Regions from separate parts of the Mus musculus genome. Here all the other regions are linked to region 2. Evidence: chromatin loops called from intact Hi-C (ENCODE). Cell type or tissue: left cerebral cortex. All regions are shown on one strand. Region 1 overlaps Rcor1 (REST corepressor 1). Region 2 overlaps Traf3 (TNF receptor-associated factor 3). Region 3 holds the start of Traf3 (TNF receptor-associated factor 3).

Region 1 (5,000 bases), 160 kb before region 2:
TACCTACTCCTGGTCCCTAATACGTGCTGTATGAAGAGCTGGGCTAAAATGGAGTGCCTGAAGCTGTCTTCCATGCTGGGCTGCTTTTGCCTGTCAGTGTGTCCCCCCAATCCACCCTCTACATTTGCTTCTCGGCTGCCTCGATAGAATTTGCTTGTCCTTCCTGTCAACAGAGGGGAGTTGCTTTAAGTTTTTACAACAAACATTACTACAGAAACATTCTTTGACCTATTTTTGTGTCTCATCTGCTCAGCTAAAAGTCAGTGCCAAATAATTTTCTAAAGTGGTGAGACTAGTTTACTGTTGCTACCAGAAGAGGATAGAGGGATTTGCTCATGATCCTCTGCGTTACCGCTGGATTTGGATTACGTACTGTAGACAGCCTAGCGGGTGTAACATCCGTTGCTCTTACCCAGGAGTTTTGCTGCTTTTCTTAGGTGTGATAATGACTCTCTGTTTACACTTAAAAAAAAATGCATATGTAAGGATGAAATTAACTGGGATGTACTTTAAATTTGTCAACTATAATGCAATAACTAGCCAGATTGGATTGTGGACAGAGAATAAAGCACTGTTGAAGAATTTAATATACTTTTTTATGATTACATAAAGGACATCTCAGTGTTTAAGAGATTAGACCATAATATGTAAAAAGTTACTGTCAAATGGGTTTGGGGGAAGTACATTACTTACAGACAAGTTTATTTTCATTATTAAAAGTCATTGATAATCCTTCAGCCTACCATATGGATGTTTTTGTTTGGGGAGATTTTGGGGCTCACACATCCTGTGTGTGCATTCTGTGGATACCGTCACATTAGCTCTAAACCAAGTTCCATCCTCAAATACTTATGGGTTTTGTGGGTTTTGTTGTTAATTGTTGTTTTCTAGTCTCCTTCCTATAAATAGCACTTGAGTAGGTTAAAGCATGCTGAAACCCTCACAGGGAAGGACTTCTTTCTTTCTGCAGAGCAGGCTGCCTATATAAGTAATTTAAGACGATTGTAATTAATTGTTTGAGTTACTTCTCTTTTCAACTGTAAGGAGAATTCCACAAGGGCCCAAATAGCTACAGGGAGTAGCACTAGCCATAAAGTAGATCTAAGAAGTCTGTTGGAGGATGGATTCTGATACATACAATAGATAATTTACTATAGACTATCCTGCTGCAGCCTGTGCTGCAAGCTGTTGAAGAGCCTGTTTCTCCAGCAGTGTCCACAGTGTCTGTGCTGAATGAAGAGTAGCTTCACACAAGGTTGCAGCATTGAAAGTGGTAGGATTTGTAAGTCCCCTTGGCCCCCTTCAACATATTCTTAACTTTGTCCCCCATGCCCAGAAGGATCAGGCATAGAGAGGAAGTGACTTGGGTGAAGCAGGTCAGCTTCCTGTAGTATACAGCTTGCTTCACTGCTAGGCCTACAAATACAGGGTTAGACAGGTAAACCACTCAAGGCACTGGGATTCAGAGATGGAAACAGCTTTCCGATTGCCACTATCCTGCCTGCCTAAGACCTAGTTGAAGGTGGCCTTGAAATGAGTCATTTGTAAGGCAGTCTCTAGTCATTAAAAGGAAGTTTGGGGCATGAATGAAATAAATATATCAGGAGCCTGGCAGTGGTGGTACACACCTTTAATCCCAATACTCTGAAAAGCCTGGTCTATAGAGCTCAGTTTCTGGTCAGCCAAAGCTACACAGAGAAACCCTGTCTCGAAAAGCCAACAAACAAAAATACAAATATACGTTAGGCACTGAAGGTGTTGCCTAGAGGCAGAAAATTGATTTAACATAGGAAAGGCCTAGATTTGTTTCTCAGGACTGAGAAAAGAAACATAAAAGGGATTGTGTTCAGTAGGAGAGCACTTGCCTGTCATGGATGGAAGGAACTTCAGGTGTGATTTCTAGCACTGCAAAAAAGAAATGTTGTGACAGAGTTGATTTGATAATTGTTTACACGTGTGTATCTTAAATGTTTTCCTAATACTCTATGAAGGACTGACGAAGAGTCTCATCCTTGTTCTGTAGTCGAGCAAAGGAGTTCAGCTAGCAGTTTCTCAGGAGAAGCCAAGGCTGCTTTCTTTCCATTCTGCTCAAGAATAGAGAGATGACGCACTGTCTTAGTCTATGCCGCCCTCTACCCCACCCTCCCTATTAAAGCCAGGCAGATCTTGAGTCTTTGAATTATTTCGTGCACAGCCAAGTACACACAGTTAATAAGGTTGCTGTGAGTGTTCAGCTCCCTGCTTAGGGACAGGTCTGGAAGAGTTGAAGGGATGTGTGTGTGTCTGACTATTTTGAGACAGGGTCTCACCATGTAGCTCTGGCTGGTCCGGAATTCACAGTGACGTCCAAACTGGCCGCATAGAGACTCACCTGCCTCCTGAGGGCTGAGGGTAAAGGTGTGCCTGGTCTGCTCACTCTTACACTGATATGCAAATGTGAGTTCTGGAAAAGAGGACAGAATTATCCAGTTACAGAGAAGTACACTTAAGACCTGAAGAGAACTTAGCCTCCTGCGCTGTGCGCTGGGATGGAGCAGTCATCTCTTGTCTCTCCATGGTGGTCTTCACTGGTGGCTGGGGAATGGGCACGCACGCAGTGGGAATAGTAACAAACAGCATAGTTATCTTGTTTCTGACTTGCCTTCTCTTGTTCCTTCAAGATAGTCAGGGTTCAGATGTTGGCTGTAGTAATGTCTTTGTCCACCAGGTGGCAGAACTGTTGTACGTAAATGTTCCTTTTGCTTCTATGTGAGTCTTAGGGATAACTTCTTTCATAATAATAAAAGGAAATGCCATGGTCTTTTTTTTTTTATCATACTCCATTGTTCTGGGGATTGAACCCAGAACCTTGTGCACACCAGGCATAACGCTCTACTGAGCAGCATCTCCAATCTTGTTATTACATTCTTTAGAAATGTTTGGCAGTCTCAATTTTAAGCCATGACAGAAATTACTGTAGTGTTTCCTTTGCAGTACCTAGTGCCACTGCAAACCGTTATAGTCTTTTTCTAAGCTCCATTAAGACCATAAGCTTTGTCCTCAGCCTGCCTTATGGTCTGAGCCTCCTACTCTGTAACCGACTCAGGATGACAGTTTCTGAATCTGCAGTGTCTGGGGGAGGGAAGGGTGAATTGGTTACCATAGCAGCTTTCATCTGTTCTTTCTTTTGCAATTGAATTTGAAACTCTTGCTACTCTAAGGACTTTGTTTCATTGGGTTAAAAATATTAACATAGAAACAAAGCGCAAGCCAAGGCATATTTTGTTACTTGCCTTTGGCCTCTATCACATTCCTTTGATCATGCTGTATTTTACTCTGTTCAAGCTACACCAAATAGTGAGTGAGTACTGCAACCCTAAAAAGCCATGGATTAATACAGTCTCTGTTTTATGATCACAGTGGTGCAGATCTGTCACCATCAGAGTTAATATCAGGTGGTTCTCCAGGCCTGTTTGGATATAATTGTCAAGTAAACAGCCCTGCACTGCGCCATGGTGGTGATGTCAGCGCAGACGGAGTCTGCCCAGTGCTGAGTCTGAGGCTTCTGACCTGCAGGCGGGTGTCAGTGGGAGTAGTCAGTCAGCGACAGGCCTCTCCTCTCCCAAGCGTGGGCAGGATGCCCTGGGGACAGAGCCACTGTGCTGCTGCTTAAGCTGTGTGACCTCTGTGGACCTCCTGCCTTGGTCCCCAAGAGGTTCTGCACAGGACCCCTCAGCCCCTTACAGAGACAGACACGGACTCTCCCCTGGAGAGATCCTCAGGGGACTTGTGTTTCTCCTGAGCCATTTCATTTCCTTTAAGCTCCTGTAAGCTTTTGTTCTTATGAGAGCAGAGTTGATTTTCTTAGGCGGAAAGTTTATTTTCATGGAAGGGCTTTTAACCATGAGGGAGTTTTTAGCTAATGCATATCTCCCATTTCATCGCTTGTACCAAATGCTGTCCTGTGCAAAGTAGGGTGGGGGGTAGGTGTCCACCTCTCTCAGAAAATCAGAGAAGTGAGGACCAGGTAGTGTAGCAGAGAGGCCTACCAAAATTAGTATTTGTGTAACTAACTCCGAAGAACATTTCAAGAAAAGCAAGAAGAGTGGATGCCCGTGGCTGATGTTCCCAGTTAGGCGACCGAGCTCTGCTGGGGACAGTGGACACTCAGTGTTCAAAACAAATTACAGTTGGGGTCTCTGGGTTTAAGACGAGCCTGGCCTACATACATAGCAAGTTCTAGGACATCCAGGGCTACGTAGAGAGACACTGTCACAAACAAATAGATGAAAAAGGAAAGGAAAGGAAAGGAAAGGAAAGGAAAGGAAAGGAAAGGAAAGGCAAGGCAAGGCAAGGCTAGGTTGGTGGACATGAGAGCGGAGCAACTCTGTCTTCATGGTAGCTGGCATTGGCTGGTTTGGGAAACTTGGCTGCTCTCTAGGCACACTACCTTGAACAACTGCACTTTAGTTTTAATTATTTAAATTTTGGGTGTGTATATTCACACTGTTGCAGGTGTAGAGGTCAGAGGGAAGCTTGCTGCATTGACCCTCTCCTTGTTCCAGGGTTCATGTGTGTGTGAGGACTGGCAATGAGTGCTTCTTTTTACCTCAAAGCCACCTTGCCAGACCACATTTTAATTTTTTAAAGCCCAGTCCTTTGGGTCACAGTCTTGAAGGTAAATCCAAAATGATAGTAACCGAAATTTTTATTAAATAGTAGAAACCTATAAGTTGCTATAGCGAAGCACTAAAAGCATTGCCACAAGTTCAAGGTCAGTCTTGACTTTTTTTGCGCAGTAAATAGAGGCAGAGCTTGGATTGGATCCTGACCCTTCATGAACATAGCTGGCCTGTGCTGTCTCTACTTTTGGGGGCAGATACCACCATCATTGACTTAGCAAACTGTCTTACCTTTGTTGTTTTTCTGTCTCTGTCTTCAGACACAGCAGAAGAGGGCATCAGACCCCATTACAGATGGTTGTGAGCCACCATGTGGTTGCTGGGAATTGAACTCGGGAC
Region 2 (5,000 bases):
TACTCTCGCTCTGTGTTTAGGTGACTAAGTGGTGGGAGCCCAAGTCCTTGCCTCTCTAAGAATGCCAGTCATGAGACATAGGGCCTTGTCTTAATTCACGACAGCTACAAAGACCCAGGCCTGGTAGGTCCATGCAGATGTTCTGAATGGGCATGGACAGTGTTCTGGGAGGACACTAGCAATCACTTTCCTAGGTAGAAGCCCTGGGCAGGCAGTTCAGTGAAAAGAAATGTTCATGATTGGTAATTCACAATCTCTGAGCTGCAGGATCCCACATTGTATCTTCCCATTAGGCTGTCCTAGATTAGAGAGTGTGGTAGAATTGATAAAATGCAGGACTATGCTTTCTGGCGATAATGGGATTCCAGACTGGGGTCAGGTTATTGGAGGGAAATTTGGCAACAATTCATCAAAATCTATCTTAAAGATGTGCATCCTTTGATGCTCTTAAAACCTTCTTCCGGATACTCTCATGTGTGCAGAAGTACATATGAAGATACTGGCGTTGACCTCCTAGCCTGTCCTACCCTACCCTCCCCTCCCCGCCCTGCTCACCTTATCTCCTCCAGTGCCATCCTGGGCTTCTCCTTCTACTCTGCCGATGTTGATGAGTCAACAGGCGAGTGTCCAGCCAGAGAACGAGGGTGGGTGAGTGTGGGTTCCAGGAGCCGGCAGAGTCCCTGTGATGCCTCTGCCATGTTTCAGAGTCCCATGCTGCTCTGTGGCCTTGTGGCCTTGGCTCTTGGGAGGGTGGTCTGCTCACACTTGGTTTACAGATGTGGTAGGTATCAGAGAAGCAAGGCACATTACTAGGGTTTTTCCACTGAAACATACAGAATGCCTTGACTTTGTGGTACTTAGAAACTCTGGATCCATGTTAAACCCCCCATGATGGGGTCCTGGTGCAGGCTGTCCCCTGAGAGAGGCCTATGATTAGGCTCTCCCTGTCCAGTCAGTAGAGAATGGTGGTGGACTTGCTCACCAGGTACTCTTGGAGACTCTGAGACCTGCTCTGCAGATGCAGGCTGCATACCTAGAAAGCCCAGGCCTTCAAGATTTCAATGAGATTGAGCCTGGTACCCTCACAGGTCAGTGCTCTCTGTTAAACACTTCCCTTGTGTGGCCACTGTCTTGGCTTTGTACCTGCCTCGTTAGACTGAGGCTGGAGCAAGTGTCATCGTCCATTTATACACCTGAAGACAAATGTCACTGAAGGCCCCAGGAACTAGACAACCTGCTGAGACTTGAAAGGGCCCCGGGGCCCTGGAGGGAGGACTGCTGAACGCCCCGCACCAGCGATGCTGCTGTGCTGCACTCCTGTCTTTGCCTCCATTGTGGGTCTCCTGCCGCTTTCTTGGGTCCTGGACAGGGCTCTTGCCCTTGCTTTGTCTGTGGAGCCCCAGGGACTGTACATTGCCAGGTGCCCCTGGCATTGAGATTACCAGTCCCTGTCTGTCTTCTACAGAGCTAAGAATCACACCAATGCAGTAGGCCTAGACCAAACTGTATCCATACTTGTGTACTAAAGATAATCTTGATAAGATTTCAGGACAGAATCCAAGAAACTGTGCCATTTCCTCGTGTTAAAGGGGTGTCTTGTTCAGACTCCACATTGAACATGGGCATTTGACCAACCCCAAATTGTCCATACGCCCTTGATCTGTGGTCAGATGCCACCAGCAGCATTGTTTACTAGTTCCTTGTGAGTAGGTCGTGCCCTGACGTCTCAAGGCTCCTGACTCTCATGCTCTGGACAGGCTTCCTTTGTCTCCATGTGGGAGAGCTGACGGGCAGCCACCAGGACGGGCTTTGGTGTTCCAGAGTTGCCATATTCCCTTTTTCTTTGTAGAAACATGAAGACACAGATTGTCCCTGTGTGGTGGTATCCTGCCCTCACAAGTGCAGCGTTCAGACTCTTCTAAGGAGTGAGGTAAGGCCCAATCAGGAGCACTGTGACAGTGGTCCCGTGTGCTATAGGCTCCATTCTTCTGAGTTACGGGCATCTAGAGACTTCGTGATTGACTGTGGTAATGTGTGTACCAGGGCAGACAAAACTGACAGGGAGTCTGTGGAAGTCAGACGAACAAAAAGCTACAAAAGGTTCAGGGTTGAAAATCCTAAGAATTAGAAAGATGTGAATACTTTATCTACACATGGAAGGTGGTACTCTCAGGGGTTTCTGAAGCACTGTTTTTAAATCTACAAAATAATGGATTTCAATAATATTGTCTCAGAAGAATGTATTCAGACCTTCTAGGACAATTTTGACCTCCAGGGCGGGCAGGCAGGCTAGGTGGAAAAGAGGTGCTGAGCGTAGGTGTCTGTGTGTGAGCATCCTTAAGGGCACATGTGAGGAGCCCCAGTGACTACACACTGCAGCCTGCCCAGGGACTCCTGTAAAAGGGTAGATGTTTATCATTGCTCTCATTTGATCTGTCTATATGGATGGATTCATGTGAGAAATTCCAGGGATTCCCAACTTTTTTTTTTAAGATTTATATATCTTATTTAAATGAGTTCCCTGTAGCTGTCTTCAGACCCACCAGAAGAGGGCATCATTGGATCCCATTACAGATGGTTGTGAGCCACTACGTGGTTGAACCCCATGGTTGCTCTGATCTTTGGAGCCTGGTCACTCGAGTCTTCTCTAGCAGCCTGGGCATCCTCCAGGGCAGTTACAGGAAGGGAGCCTGAGATGTTTCGTATGGAACAGAAGGGCCAGTGTGGGCCCCATCTAGGAGGAGACAGTGAGGACCCTGCTGTCTTAGGTACAGTCTCCCAGGACAGGACTCCAATGTGCCCCAGGGTGGCCCTGAGGGGGAACAAGTGAATGACCCTCCTGGGACAGTAGGAGATCCTTCTGCAGGTGCAGGTCTAACTCCTGAGGTGACTCCCAGAACTTATAACCCTTACTTCACTTCTGTCTGCTCAGAGCTCCTAAATAAGATGAAAATTTGCCTCCAAGTTACTTTTATTTGAAAATGAAATTTTAGACTGCATGTTTCTTGGTTTTAGTGAAAGGAGACAGCTGTTGAGCTGTGCACTGATGTGCTCTGTTCTGAAGCTTCTGTATGCTCTCTAGGGCTCCCAATCCACTGATAATAAAGCCAGGTTAGGAAAGGGTAAGGCAGTGAGTTTACTGTGGAAATGCATGTCAGAGCAGTGTGACCTGGTTTAGCATTAGAAGTCTTAGCTGGTCATGTCTGAAATTGTAACAGTGGCCCTGAGAGACTGTTAAACTCTAAAGGTTTAAACCAACTGTGACCAGGAGTCTGTGCTGACCTGCCTGTGGGGCCTCTGGGTGCTTCCTGCAAGTCCAGCCCAGGGCATCCTGGCTGGATTCAGGGAAACTGACGAGGATGCTGGGATGCTGATCTATACAACTGCCTTGATAACGTTGCCATATGGCTGGTTATGGTGGGGCCTCAGGACCCTTTTCCAGGTCGCCTTTCTCCTCAGCTGTGTAGAAGGGTCAGTGAGCAGAGGGGAAATGGGTCCCTGTCTGCCTCATTCCTAAACACCAAGCAGAGAGAACAACCGCCCTGGTTCTGGTAGACTGAGCAAGATTCCTAAACTACAAACCCGTACCCTCCCACATCTGCACAGATGATGCAGTCTGAGCTGTGAGAAGCATCAGGCTCGAGAAGTGCATTCCACCCACAGCGACACAAGCCCAGGCGGACACAGTGTGTCTTTAGGATGTGTCTTTTCAGTTCCCTTGTCGCTTGCTTGGGGCATCCTGGAACTAAATAAGAAGCGGTTTTCTCTCAAGATAGCTTAGATTTTTCTAGGCACTCCTGATTTTCCCTCTGTCAGTTGAGACAGCATAAGATTCCTGTTGTTAGACTTGCTACAGAAGTCTCTGAAGTGCTTGTGAGCTTTTGAATATGCAGGAAAAAGGCTCCTCAATGAAAAGAGACGCCCTCCAGCCAGCTCAAGGATTACTAGCGTCTGTATGTGAGCTTGCTTTGGAAATGGGTTTATTTTTGTGTACTGTATAGTAGGTGTGTGACTCAGTTGTATCCCAAATGCTTTCTGATTTTTTTGTGTTTCATACAGTTTTTGTTAATAGTCTTTAAATGTGCATTCTGTTTTTCTCTTTTTCTTTTTTCCCTTTTTTAACTCTGGCACTTCAGACGGCATGTCACAGTTTGAATAATTCATTCTATGAAAATTGGAAGTTTAAGAACTGTTGCAGTAAATGTATTTATGTATATTGGTGTGTATACGTGCTTACTTGTGATAAAACTGTATTTTACTGCCTGAAGTCCAGCGAGCAGATGACGTGTACACACCTGTAGCTGATAAACAGCCTTCTTGACAGCACAGCCTGGATGCTCTCTGTGCCCTGATATGTTTGAACATTTTCATGCAAACGTTTGTGTCACAACTCATGTCTTTTTCCCGTTGCAGTTGAGTGCACACTTGTCCGAGTGTGTCAATGCCCCCAGCACCTGTAGTTTTAAGCGCTATGGCTGCGTTTTTCAGGTCAGTATCCAACATTTGTCCTTCCCAGTTACTGACATCTGCCATTGAAGCAAGTTCTCATAATATTTCAGCATTTGAGTTCTCGCTCTTTTAGTCTTCCTCATGAAATCATAACACCTGCTGCATGAGTGCAAAAGGCCACATGCGTGCAGCTGGTGCGGGGCTCACTTGTCAGGCCAGGGTGTTCTAAGACTCAGGCGAACAGCGTGGGTGCCCTGCTGACAGCGCCTGCGACAGTAAGAACCAGCGCAGTGACACCTGCTGGAGTCTGTGGCTGCTTTAACTGTATCATTACCAAGTATCAGTGACTGTAAACTAGATGGAGCTTTGACATCATTTGTCAGACCTTAGTGAAAGAGAATCACACATGGGTGTCCATAATGCTTTGCTTACACGTGTGTGCTGACCCTGACCCCTGCCAGGGGTGGATTTGACTGAGCAAGTCTGCAGAAAGCCTGCTTCTCGGGAAATGGCGTTATCCTCACAAACCTGTATCTGGTTTTCTATTTTTT
Region 3 (5,000 bases), 83 kb before region 2:
AGTCAAAAGATGTTGTATTGGACTTGTGGCCACGAATCTCCAGTAAGTTTAGACATCATGATCAGCATTTAAAAAATAAAAATAAAAATAGATAAAAATAAAATTGGGAGCTGAGCTGGCTTAGTGGTGAAGGCACTCGATTCCGATCCTTTTGACTTGAATTTGATTGCCAGGTCTTACATGGTAGAAGAAAAGGATAGACTCTTGTGAATTGTTCTTTAACTTCCACAAGTGTGCCCCACCTCAAATAAAAATAACTAAAAGTATAATAAAAATAAGTAATAGAAGCTACATAGTGAGCGTGAGGCCAGCCTTGGTTACAGAAGACAGAGAGAGAGAGAGAGAGAGAGAGAGAGAGAGAGAGAACTCCAGAGAGACCCAAGCTTGCTAGGGAGCAGTGGAATTTGCCTGTAATCCTAGCATTTGGGAAGGTGAGAATTTCAAGTTTGAGGCTCTCTTGGTCTACATAGTGGAACCCTGTATTAAAATTAATAGCTAGATAGGGCCAGCAAGCTGGCTCAGTAGGTGTGGATGCTTGCTGTGAAGCCGGGCAATCTGAGTTTGATCCCAGTGACCCACAAGGCAGAGGGAGGTAACTGACTTTTGTCCTCTGACCGCCACACTTAATCATGATGTGTGTTCCCATATGCACAGTGTACACACACACACACACACACACACACACACACACTGGATACATAAGTAACTAAAATCATTTAAACATTAACAAGTAGACCAGAATAATCAGAGCACATTACATGTTTGGGATTAAGTATTGATGAATATGTGGGTGTGTATCACATATTCAACAGGTTTGAAAGCTACTTGCTGAGAAGTCTTACTGAAACTATAATTTTGCTGTGTGTCTCTCCTTTGCTAGTATTTAATGTTTTAGTGAGCGAAATGTCAGCTCACTTCAGCACACATCTGCCCTGCAGGGGCAGGTGGCTTCTGCTCCTGGAGCTGTCATTTGAGGCACTGGGAGGGGCCTGATGACACCTGTTCACAGGCCTGAAGCCCCCGACACCATGCGACGAATACTTTTCCTCTTAGCACAACAGATGGGAGCGGCTTTCTGGACAGTTGCATTTCGGTGAGTCATCACGAGACCTGCATGCATCCTAAAATGCAGCAAACTGAGCATGAGAGGCCACATAAATTCCTGAGAGAAATTTCTTTGTCCAGAAACAGTGTCGGCGTGTTGTTCAGCGTTGCCATAGGGAACAGCCAGCTTTGCTTTTGAAATGCCCAGAGCAGAGCCCTCTGATTGGTTCTCCGTACTGCTCATCACTTCTGCCCAGCAACTGGCGCTGCGGTGGCCAGAAACCCGCCCCCAAAGCCCTGGCTCTGATGGGGCAAACTTCTTTATGCTGCCCTCTGTGTTTCCCCAAAACAGGGGGTCTGGAGCTGCTAAATGGGAGAAGAAGGGCTCGGGGTGGGGGAGCAGCAGCTGGTCTCACCCGTAGAGAGCTCCACGCGGCTGGACTCTACCCACTCATTCTGAAGAAGGCTTACTAGTGCTTTGGCAGAGAATAAAAGGAGCCACGCAGCCATAGGAAGCCCCACGCACAGGTCTTTGTACCTTCTGCCTGGTGGCTTATTTGAAAAGAGTCCAAATAGTGCAGCCTAGAGAAGGAAGCCTTTCTGGATTTGGGCAGTTTTCCTTGTGCCGTGAAAGGCGTGTGAGAAAGGTGCCCTGGACAGGGCTGGGGTCGAACAGTAGAGGTCTGAGAACACGGTTAAAGAAGGCAGGGGCACTCTGAGCATTCCGGGCCATTAAAGACACCCACGAGGGGAAAGGGGCTAATAGTGAGCTCCAGGGTCCTCATAGATGGGACTGTCGTTCTAGCACTGTTGCCTTGGGGAACCCTGGATCTGACCTGACTCTGAACTCAGAACTGTGGCCTGTGGCCCAGATGAGGGCGCCACTGGCCTAGCTGAGCCTGGCTAGCAAGGCCTATGTGGGCTCTCGAACAGGCACCTGTTGGGCTACTGCATTCAGAGATGTCCTGTCAGACTATCCAGGCTTCTAGAACATTCCATGAGGTAAGCTGGACAGAAGATGCTGGACTTCCTGCGCAGCCTGGTCACACTGGTCTCCGTTCCAGCCTAGGATCCGACAAACTTTATTGAGAAGGGATGTGTGAGCTTCCAGATGACTTGGAAACAATCATGGCCTCTTTGCTCAAGTGTCTGAACTTTGTAAGGATAGACCCCCATTTGCTCCCATCTTGCCATGGCAGTAGGGACATCTGGTGGGGCCCTGTGACCATGAGACAGCAAGATGAAGCTGCTGGAGAAATGGGTGTCCCTGGCTTAGAGAAGTACCCAGGACAAATTGGCCACCCTGTCCACACAGGGCAGATCCACTTCGGGTGGGTATGTAGGGAGCCGAGGAGGACTCTGCTAAACCCCTAGAGCTGGGTCAGATGGTACCAGACCCGCCTGTGAGCATACGAGGGGCATGTGTGAGGGTGGCATGGCTGTGTGCTAATGTGGACTGTGAGACCTGCCCGCCTGCCTGTGAACTCTGTCGGTGAAGATGTGTGTTCTTGGACAGGAGACACTAGGAACGAACTCTGCACGCGTGTCAATGGGCGCCCGCGAGTGAGTGTCTTCTACAGGTGCAAGGACCTGAGTGCCCGAGTAGGCGAGACTGTTGGGCCGCCCGTCGAGGTGGCAAGGCGAGGAACCTTCCTTGCTTCCCCTCCGCTCGACTGGCTTTTTGACCCGGAAAGACCGGGACGCGGGCGGGGCGCGAGGGCGCGCGCGCGCGCGCGGAGGGGCCAGGGCCCTGAGGGCCTGGGGCGCGCGCCGCCGTTGCTAAGGCCGGCGGCGAGCGCGGGGCCGAGGGTCCCTAGCAACGGGCGCGGGCGCGCGCCAGCCGAAGGGGATGAGGGGGGGGGCGGGGAGGCGCGCGCGGGCGGCGGGGGCGGGCGCGCTGGGGCGCGCGCCCAGGCGGCCCGCGGGGATTTCCAGCGCGCGAGAGGAAGTGCCAGCGCGAGGGTGCGTGAGGCGGCGCGGCCGGCGGCCGCCGCGTGCGCGAGCCGGGTTGCAGCCCAGCAGGGACTTTCCAGCCGGCGGCGGCGGCGGCGGCCGCCGGCCCTTCCCCGCCCCCCGACATGGGGCTGCCCGGGGAGCTGGACGCTGCAGAAGGCGGCGGAGGATGCGCGCGGCGCCCCTGAGCCGGCCGAACGGGCGGGCCTCGGGGTAAGGTCGCGGGCCGGGGGCGGCGGGCGGCGGGGCGGCGGGCGGCTCCATCCCGGCGGCGGCCCCGGGCCCGGCGGGTCCTTCGCTGCCAGGCCCGGCCGCCTCACCGTCTGCGGTGCGGCCCGCCCGCCGCCCCAACTTTGGAAACTTTGTGTGTGCGGCCAGCTCCGGGCCCGAGGCGCCGGCGCTCCGGGCAGACGGGGCAGGCAGGCCTCGAGCCCTGGGTGCCCGCCCCGAGGGGTGCCGAGCCGTCAGCATCTCCGAGGCCCGGGGCTTTGGCGCGGTGCGGAGCGGCGGAGACAGGGTGCCCGCATAGATGAGCGTGCTCGCCCTGGCTGGTGGAGGTGGGTTTTTGAGCCATTATTTAAAAGTTTATACTGAGTCATTGCTCTGCAGATGAATGACTGATTCATAGTCGGAGAGCTGCAGAGAGGCTGGAAGGCAGGCGGTTCTGGGATCCAGCTGGGGCCGAATGCACACCTTCCACCTTCGATTAACACCAAAGGTCAGAGTGGGCTCCCCACGGGCGAGCCATTAAAACGATCCTTGCCGCGGGGCTTGCAGGTTTTGGAGGCGCCAGGCTATGGCTCATGTACGTTTCGCCACGTTTCTACACTGTCATCACCACCGGTTGGGGACCCGGGTATCAGGATTAGACCTTTAGAGAGAATTCTGCGTGGACAATTCTTTACCTTTAATTTAAAACGGCAACAACATGCAAATGGGTGAAGTGTTGTGGACGTGCTCTGAAATCGAAGAAGCATTCAGATTAATGATCGGTTGAAGGAACTGATTTTATTTTCACGGCTTTTGTACTGAGCTTTGACTCAGTTTTGAGAATGAAATAGAAGGGTGTGTGTGTGTGTTACGTACACACATTTGTAAGTATGCTCTTTTTTTGTGGAGTCTTAAAGGGTTTATCGAGTGTTGTATTGTCATCTTAATTTACATTCACAGCATACAACTGAAGAGGAGCCATAATTTTTTTTTTTTTGGTAGCATTTCTGTGACTAGATACACAAGTGAAATCTTTAGAAATGCTGTTTTGTATTGTGTGTAAAATGCTTATATGTAGAAATTGTTCAGGGGAACCCTCAGTCAGCTCTTAAAACCTTCTGGTGTTTTTCAGATCTTGGAAAATGGCCTGTTGAAAATACTGCATCATTGTAGGGTGTTTAGCAAAATAGTGTACAGCCATCCTTTACTTAAAGGAGAGGAAATGTTTCCCTTTTCGCCATATTGTGACATCTTATATATTAAGAACTAGTCTGAAGGTGAAAATTCTTTGGCCAGAGCAAATTGAAAACTGGGAAATTTATCACAGGAGTCAGAAAACCCTGTGTGTAGGGTCTGGTGATACATCCTGGCAGACCTTGGGGTCCAGCCTCACTGTTTGAAATCAGACCTTATCAGGGACAAGGTTTAAGATGTAAGGTGTCTCACCCAGACACCATCTGTTCCAGCTGTCACAATGCAGAAGTCGGGGAATCAAAAATCTGGCCAGGGAGAATTCCAGCATTTTTTAAACAAGACATTCATGTGAATTTTTCTGTGAGGGAAAAGAAAACCAATTTTTTTTTTTTTGGATGCTATCCATTCTTTTTGGAATTAATAAGATGGCCTCAGTGAGGAGGCTGCAGAGACATTCCGTTGGAAACAGGCAGTAGCAGCAGTCTGTTTCTGCTGCTCTTGCTGGTGCTTTGAAGAAAGTCCTTCATTTACCTGGGATCTAGGAACGGATGCTTGCTCTCCCTGTGTCTGAGATTTCTCTCTAAACACTTTTGCTAGGA

What was found. A loop is a pair of places that touch in the nucleus more often than their neighbours do. Peaks named below come from ENCODE experiments on the same cell type or tissue, not always from the same donor. Only the 100,000 strongest peaks of a DNase experiment are listed, where the experiment ranks them.
Region 1: it touches region 2 in a loop (3-fold over the local background); 13 of 42 quality-filtered maps call a loop at or near these places.
Region 3: a loop joins it to region 2, with 3 times the contacts of the local background. A loop is called at or near these places in 5 of 42 quality-filtered maps.

What each region holds. Positions count from the first base shown.
Region 1 is chr12:111,085,774-111,090,773 of GRCm38, forward strand. All of the region lies in intron 3 of Rcor1 (REST corepressor 1), which reads left to right. Among named protein-coding and RNA genes, the nearest start is that of Rcor1, 49 kb to the left of the region's middle. In left cerebral cortex, a CTCF peak has its summit at 2,711 (motif pointing right); DNase peaks (open chromatin) are centred at 2,191, 2,702, 3,101 and 3,458; H3K27ac peaks cover 1,200 bases.
Region 2 is chr12:111,246,717-111,251,716 of GRCm38, forward strand. It overlaps Traf3 (TNF receptor-associated factor 3), which reads left to right. Exons shown (of 12, transcript NM_011632.3): 7 at 1,850-1,930; 8 at 4,414-4,488. Among named protein-coding and RNA genes, the nearest start is that of Amn, 22 kb to the right of the region's middle. In left cerebral cortex, CTCF peaks have their summits at 2,534 (motif pointing right) and 4,746 (motif pointing left); DNase peaks (open chromatin) are centred at 2,518, 3,654 and 4,719.
Region 3 is chr12:111,163,393-111,168,392 of GRCm38, forward strand. It overlaps Traf3 (TNF receptor-associated factor 3), which reads left to right and starts at 2,978. Exons shown (of 12, transcript NM_011632.3): 1 at 2,978-3,210. All of the region lies in intron 2 of 4930595D18Rik (RIKEN cDNA 4930595D18 gene), which reads right to left. In left cerebral cortex, a CTCF peak has its summit at 1,922 (motif pointing right); DNase peaks (open chromatin) are centred at 1,268, 1,513, 1,915, 2,508 and 5 more places; H3K4me3 peaks cover 3,242 bases; H3K27ac peaks cover 3,045 bases.